2 separate regions of the Homo sapiens genome follow, and region 2 is linked to region 1. Evidence: chromatin contacts called from ENCODE Hi-C or POLR2A ChIA-PET data. All regions are on one chromosome and are shown on one strand. Each heading gives the region's core, a stretch centred on a gene start or an enhancer-like site at or near the end of the contact. The rest is flanking DNA. Distances are from core to core; before and after follow the strand shown. Region 1 holds the start of DNAJC14 (DnaJ heat shock protein family (Hsp40) member C14). Region 2 holds the start of ERBB3 (erb-b2 receptor tyrosine kinase 3).

Evidence for each region. Hi-C counts contacts between places; a loop is a spot of excess contacts on that map. ChIA-PET counts read pairs that join two places held with the same protein, here RNA polymerase II (POLR2A). Pooled maps may share reads with other maps.
Region 2: a pooled map shows a loop between it and region 1 (3-fold over the local background). The contact joins the promoter of ERBB3 here to the promoter of DNAJC14 in region 1. A Hi-C loop is called at or near these places in 1 of 37 single-sample maps with no recorded cell type and 5 of 50 pooled maps. POLR2A ChIA-PET finds 5 or more read pairs at or near these places in 8 of 52 experiments (A673, HCT116, HepG2 and 5 more).

The regions. Positions count from the first base shown.
Region 1 is chr12:55,827,822-55,830,953 of GRCh38, reverse strand. DNAJC14 (DnaJ heat shock protein family (Hsp40) member C14) reads left to right here and starts at 1,367. Exons shown (of 7, transcript NM_032364.6): 1 at 1,367-1,465; 2 at 2,240-3,132. The coding sequence starts at 2,296. It also overlaps the pseudogene TMEM198B. RefSeq lists enhancers at 1-99, 54-791 and a silencer at 1,320-1,429.
Region 2 is chr12:56,078,805-56,082,017 of GRCh38, reverse strand. It overlaps ERBB3 (erb-b2 receptor tyrosine kinase 3), which reads right to left and starts at 1,853. Exons shown (of 28, transcript NM_001982.4): 1 at 1,636-1,853. The coding sequence starts at 1,717. RefSeq lists an enhancer at 1,206-2,196.

The DNA of each region.
Region 1 (3,132 bases), core at 118-2,617:
GCTGCCTAAACTCTTTCAAGTCGCAGCCCAGGCTCTGTGAGCTAAATGCAACTAGCTTGCAGGGTGGAGAAAGGGGACAGGGCGTGTGTGTTGGGGTGTGTGTTTGTGTTTGTGTGTGTGCGCGCGCGCGTGCGCGCGGTGGGGGGAGGAGGGGTGACATCACAAGGCAGGCCCCTCCAATTCTTTCCCGTGTGTGTGGGGGGACCCAGGTTGCCTACTGCTCTAGTCCAGGACCAGAGACCCCCAACTATATAGCAGGTAAGAGTCTTGAGGGTCACCCCAAGAGTTTTGGAGAAGGGTCTCCGAATACTTAGGAGATGACAACCGGAAGCTCTCAAAGCCCCAATAGGGGTCCCAGCGCCCCCCTAGCTTCAGCTTGGTTTCTTCCACTTTCCAGAGAATTGGAGTATTGTCTCCTGGAGAACCGGGTGGTCGGGATCGTGGACCAGGGAAGGGGCTTTTGCTGGTCGGGGAGCGCCAACTGGGGGTTCATGGGTGGAAAAACTTTCGGATCAAGACGGGGTATAAGGCTAGAGGCGTGTGCAGAGGAGGGGACCGACGGAACGGGGACCCAACTGGGTCTACGTGGGGGCGGGGGCGCTTGTGGACGTCCACCAAATAGCTTGGTATGCAGATGAGATGTCAAGCAGCAGGTAGATGAGTTCAGTGTTCTTTGGCTCACGGGCAAAGTTCTGAGCCGAGCCAAGTTACGCTCCCAGTTCCTAGGCACCGCTCGGTGATCGGGCCTGGGGAGCTGCGACCCGAGGGGCGGATCCAGGTATAAGGGGCAGCTCGCCAGCTGGGTCAAGCGCGGGGGAGGCCGTGGGTTGCTGTGAAAGGAGGGGCAGTGCTGCGGGGCGAGGGAGGGGGCCAGCCGGGGCACCCTCTCCTCTGCTCCACCTCCGCACCGCAGGATACAAAGGGGCCTGTGTCCTCGCAGCTGCCGGCACGGAAGGGATCAGGGCAGTGACTCTTCTGAGCTCCCTGGTTTTGTCTGCAAGGGAAAAAGACTATATGTGGCTCGGTGGCTGCCCTCCATCTCCCAGGAATACAAAGCCTAGGAATACACCCAGAGCAATCCTGAGAGTCTGCCCTTAGTCTGCAGGCATTGGTGCAGAGTCCACCTGCCTTGCTTCCTGCGGTGCAACCTGCGGGAATCCCATTCCCACACGCGGAGGGAGGGGCCTTTAAATGGCGGGGCCAGTACTTCCTTAGGACCGCCTCCTTGGAGTCGACGCAGCCCTAGCTGGATTGGCTTGCCTCTCAGCCAACCGCTATTTCTTTTCCTTCCCGTCTCTTCCCTGGTGACCCCGGAAGTGGAAGTAGGCCCAGGTCGCCGGCGGCCGCGGGGACGGAAGGCGGAAGCAGAGCGTGAGCGGGAGGCGGAGCCGGGAGAGCGGCTCTCGTAGCTCACCCTGGCCCCAGGCCGGGCGGCTCGAGGGGGAGGAGTTACCGCCGTTCTTCGGTACGTCCGTCTTTTTTTTTTTTTTCGTTTTTTTTTGTTTTTTTGAGATGGAGTCTCGCTCTGTCACCCAGACTGGAGTACAGTGGCACGATCTCGGTTCACTGCAACCTCCACCTCCCGGGTTCAAGCGATTCTTCTGCCTCAGCCTCCCGAGTAGCTGGGACTACAGGTGCGCGCCACCACGCCTGGCGAATTTCTGTATTTTTAGTAGAGACGGAGTTTCACCATGTTGGCCAGGCTGGTCTCGAACTCCTGACCTCGTGATCCGCCGGCCTCGGCCTCCCAAAGTGCTGGGATTACAGGCGTGAGCCACGGTGCCCGGCCACCTTCGTCCCTTCTACACAGCCGGTGGGTTCCCTGTTAGTCTTTCTTAGGGGCAGCCCTAAGCTCCGCCCCCAGATTTTCCTCCAGGGCCGCATGGCCCCCACCCATTACTGGAAGTCTGTGGCCCCCTTTCCGGCGGTCTTTCCCATTTTCCTAAGAGTGACCCACCCTCCCCCGACCACACCCTTTACGGTACCTCCCTGTTTCCCTGATTGAAGGTTATAGTTTTCTGGGGAAAGAAGAAAAACTTAAGTGATTTGGAGGAGAGGGGAGGGAGCAAGCAGGGTTGTGGTGAGTCTAGTTTTGGCTTATTGCTAGGAATAGCGAATGCCCCAAAAGAACTTGGGAAAACAAGGGAGGTGGATGAATTAAATGTGTCCACTATTTGAGATTGTTTAATTCCTCTCTTGGTCTCATCCTTGACTGTCTCCACCTTGATATCTGTTACAGGCATCAGAACACACCATGATGGCTGTGACCTAAGACCCTCAGGAAGCCCCGGGGTCATGGCCCAGAAGCACCCCGGAGAAAGAGGGTTGTATGGAGCCCACCACAGTGGTGGTGCCTCCCTCAGGACTTTAGGACCCTCCGTGGACCCTGAAATACCTTCATTCTCAGGACTCAGGGACTCAGCAGGGACTGCTCCTAATGGTACCCGCTGCCTCACAGAGCACTCTGGTCCTAAGCACACACAGCACCCAAACCCAGCCCATTGGTTGGACCCAAGCCATGGCCCCCCAGGGGGTCCAGGACCACCTAGAGATGCAGAGGACCCTGATCAGAGTGAGACGTCTTCAGAAGAAGAATCAGGAGTGGACCAGGAACTCTCAAAAGAAAACGAGACTGGGAACCAGAAGGATGGGAACTCTTTTCTTTCCATTCCATCTGCTTGCAACTGCCAGGGAACACCTGGAATTCCAGAAGGGCCTTACTCTGAGGGAGGAAATGGTTCTTCTAGCAACTTTTGCCACCACTGTACCTCTCCAGCTTTGGGGGAAGATGAGTTGGAAGAGGAATATGATGATGAAGAATCTCTCAAGTTCCCCAGTGATTTTTCACGTGTGTCCAGCGGAAAGAAACCCCCATCCCGGAGACAGCGGCACCGCTTTCCAACGAAGGAGGATACTCGGGAGGGTGGACGTAGGGATCCCAGGTCCCCTGGTCGACATCGGCTGGGTCGGAAACGAAGTCAGGCAGATAAGCGCAAAGGCCTGGGATTGTGGGGAGCCGAGGAACTATGTCAACTTGGACAGGCAGGCTTTTGGTGGCTGATTGAACTGCTGGTATTGGTGGGAGAGTACGTAGAAACTTGTGGCCATCTCATCTATGCCTGCAGGCAACTG
Region 2 (3,213 bases), core at 604-3,103, 250 kb before region 1:
GGGCAAAGGGCCTGGGCAGGAAGGGAGCACAAACAACACCTCTGGGGAGGAGCTAGGCAGCTTGGGGAGCAGGGCAGGGGAAGGGAATCATAAAAATCCCTGCTGTACCCAGGAACCGGGAGCATAGGGAGGGGCAGTGTCACAGGCCCTCCTTTGGTAGAGAGCACTAGGGGTGGGATAGAGCCAGAATCTCCAGCCCCTCCTCAACCAGAGGCCTCCCCTCCAACATCCCCCACCCCCATCACAGCCAGGACAAAGGGGCTATAGAAGGACTGAGACAGGGCCGGATGCCCAGAGGCTGCAGGACCCAGATAAAGGGTAAAGAGACCCAACCATGCCTGCCTCCTGCCTCCCCAGGGAGGGTGGCCAGACTCTGGTACTCCTGGGTTTCTGGGTGAAGATTGCAGGAGTCTGGATGGGACAGTTATACAGTCACTCCACTGCTCCCTCCCACGCCAGTCCCCAGACCACCCCCCTCCACCAGCTGGGAGTGTTCACATCTAAAAATCCCAGGATCTAAATTTAGGCCCAGCAACTGTGAGGGAAGCACAGGTGGTTTCTTCCACTCCCACACTGGGGAAGGGGCCCTGGCTGTGCCAAACCCCAAGCTGAGATCTGAGGGGAGGGGAGGAGATCCACAGAACTTCAGTCCTCAGGTGTCCACGGTCCCAGAGACACCCCAAAGGGGTGGGCTCAGATAGCATGGGAGTCGGGGGAGGACTGGAGAAGAGCAATCCGGGGCTCTGTCTAGGGTCCTAGAGACAGTGTCAGACAATAAGCAAAATGGGGGCGGGAGGCACAAGCTGAGCCCAGGAAGGACTCCCCAAGGCAGGAGGCTTAGAAAGTAGCAGAGGTGCCCTCTTGATCCTCAGGTTGGGGAGAGAAAAGACCAGAGGCTGGACATCCTTGCCCTTACAGCTCCTGGCCCAGGGCCTTGTGTATAGTAGATGCTCAATAAATATGAGTTGTGTTGACCTGGGTCTTGACAAAGAGATGTTGCTTAAGCTCTGCTATACTGAGGAAAGGGGGCGCCAGCCTCTGTTGGGCCTCCTGCCTGATGTCACCTGAACTTGGCCCTCTGGTTAATCTCAGACCTCCCCAGGGCAGGCTCACTCACGGAAGAGGAGGTGCCGCTCCTGTTTTTCCAACACCAGAGAACAACAACCCCCTCCAACCTTCTGTAGCTCCGCCCTGTCGGCAAAACAACGAAACTAGGGGTAGCTGAAATCGGCGCGGGTGGGGGGCAGGGGGTTGGCGAGCAAACCGAGACCCTTCCCGCCAAGGCCCCCACCTCCAAGCACCTCCTGTTTACAGAATGAAGTTCCCTGCTCCCCTCCCTGCAGGGCCCCTCAGAAGTGTGAACTACTGTTTCGGCCTCAGCCTCTTCTGGGGAGACCAATTAGAGGGTCGGCGACGCTCTGGAGAAGGGTGGCGTGAGGGTCCCGGAATGCCGCCCTCGGCCGGACCACGCCGATAACCCGAGCCTGACCGCCCCTCTCCCAGGTGGTCCTGGCAAACCGGGGGCAGCACCCACAACCCCGCGCCGCCTGAGACCGTGCCCATACCCTCCGAGGCTGCGCGCACTGGGTTCCGGCTCCCAGGTGCCGAGCCCGCCGGTGCTCTCGCGCCACTTACCTGCCTGAGAGTTGCCCACCTCGGAGCCCCGGGCCAGGCTGAAAAGCAAGCCCAGCACCTGCAGAGCGTCGTTCGCCCTCATGACTCCGCAGAGGGTGAAGGGAGCCCAGCCAAGTCCGGCCCGGGGGCCCCTAGGCTAGGACATCGAGGCAAGAGCCACCTGAACCGCTGGCGAATTGGTGGCTGCTGCGGCGACGGCAGCGGAGGTTGCAAATTGCAATCGGAGCCGGAGCCGGAGTCCGGGGAGGGATGGCAGGGGAGGGGTGTGTGTGTGTGAGAGAGAGAGAGAGAGGGAGGGAGGAACGCAGAGGGAAGGGGGTGAGTCACGGCCGCGCCCCCTCCCGCGCGAGGCTGGAGTAGGGATTGCGGAGCCTCGGACCGCCTGCCCCGAGCGTGCCACGCCCCGCGGTCCCGCAACTTGGCGGAGCAGATCGAGGATGGGGCTCACCCTAATTTTTCTGCAGGAGATAGGCCAAGGGGAGGTCGAGATTCCGAAAGCCCCCAGATCCAGGGAAGGGTAATGAATGAGGGAGTGGAAAGCTCTCCAAAGCCCTGCCCCCTGAAAGTTGGCCTCGCCCATTAACCAAATCACTCAACTCCCCTAGCCGGTTGGTTCACTTGGTGGATTTTCTCTCAGAATGTGAATATTTCTCTCTGTGTGTTTTTGAGGGGGAGGGTGTTTTTTGCCTCACGTCCAGGCCACCTCAGTTTCTCCCAGACTCGAAACCCCATAATTCATCCACCCAGCCCAGGAACCCGAGCCACAGAGACCGCGTGAAATTGCACTGTCTCTGGCCGCTTCCTCCTCCAGACCCGGCGCCGGCCGGGCCTCTCCCGGGGATTTGGATGGGGGGCGGGGGTGGTTTCCAGCCTGGGAACAGACCCCGGAGCCCGCCTTTCCACTTCTACCCCGGGAGGGGCTCCCGCACCTGTCGCCGTCCCCTCTGCTGCCCCCCACGGCCGCCTGGGAGAACAGCTGCCTCCCCTTCCACACTGGAGTCTGGCCGCACCGTCCGGGCGGCCGCAGTTCCCGCCGCTCTTCTGGGGACCCAGATGGGCACACACCAAGGCGCTTACACCCTCCCAGGTGCCTTCCAAGTCCAGGCTCTCGCAGGAAAGGGGATGGGGCAGTGAAGTGGGACGCGGAGAGGACACTAGAGACTGCGTCCACGAATGGCGTGGACCTCTGGAACCTCCCCCACCAGCTGCCCGGACCTGGCCAGAGGCGGTCGGGCTCCCTGCGGGTTGCTGCCCAAAGCCCTGCTAGTCCCGGGACGGATCCGACCGGCGCCGCCTGGTGCCCATCCGTGGCAGTGGAGTCCCAGACGGCCTTGCATTTCAAATCCCTTAAACTGGTATTCGGGATCTCGCCCGGAGAGCCTAGTTGTTTTCTCCAGAACTTCAAGCCTGAAGACTTCGAAAACAGTTGAGCCTTGATAAAGAAAAATTTCACCCCTCACACCTAGCAAAGACTACCGGCTAACATTCCTTAAACATGCTCCCTATTGATATGCAACCTAGAGGGCCTGTTCTCTACTGGAGAATCTCCGCTTTGGGGAGGTTGGCTTTCTCCAGACC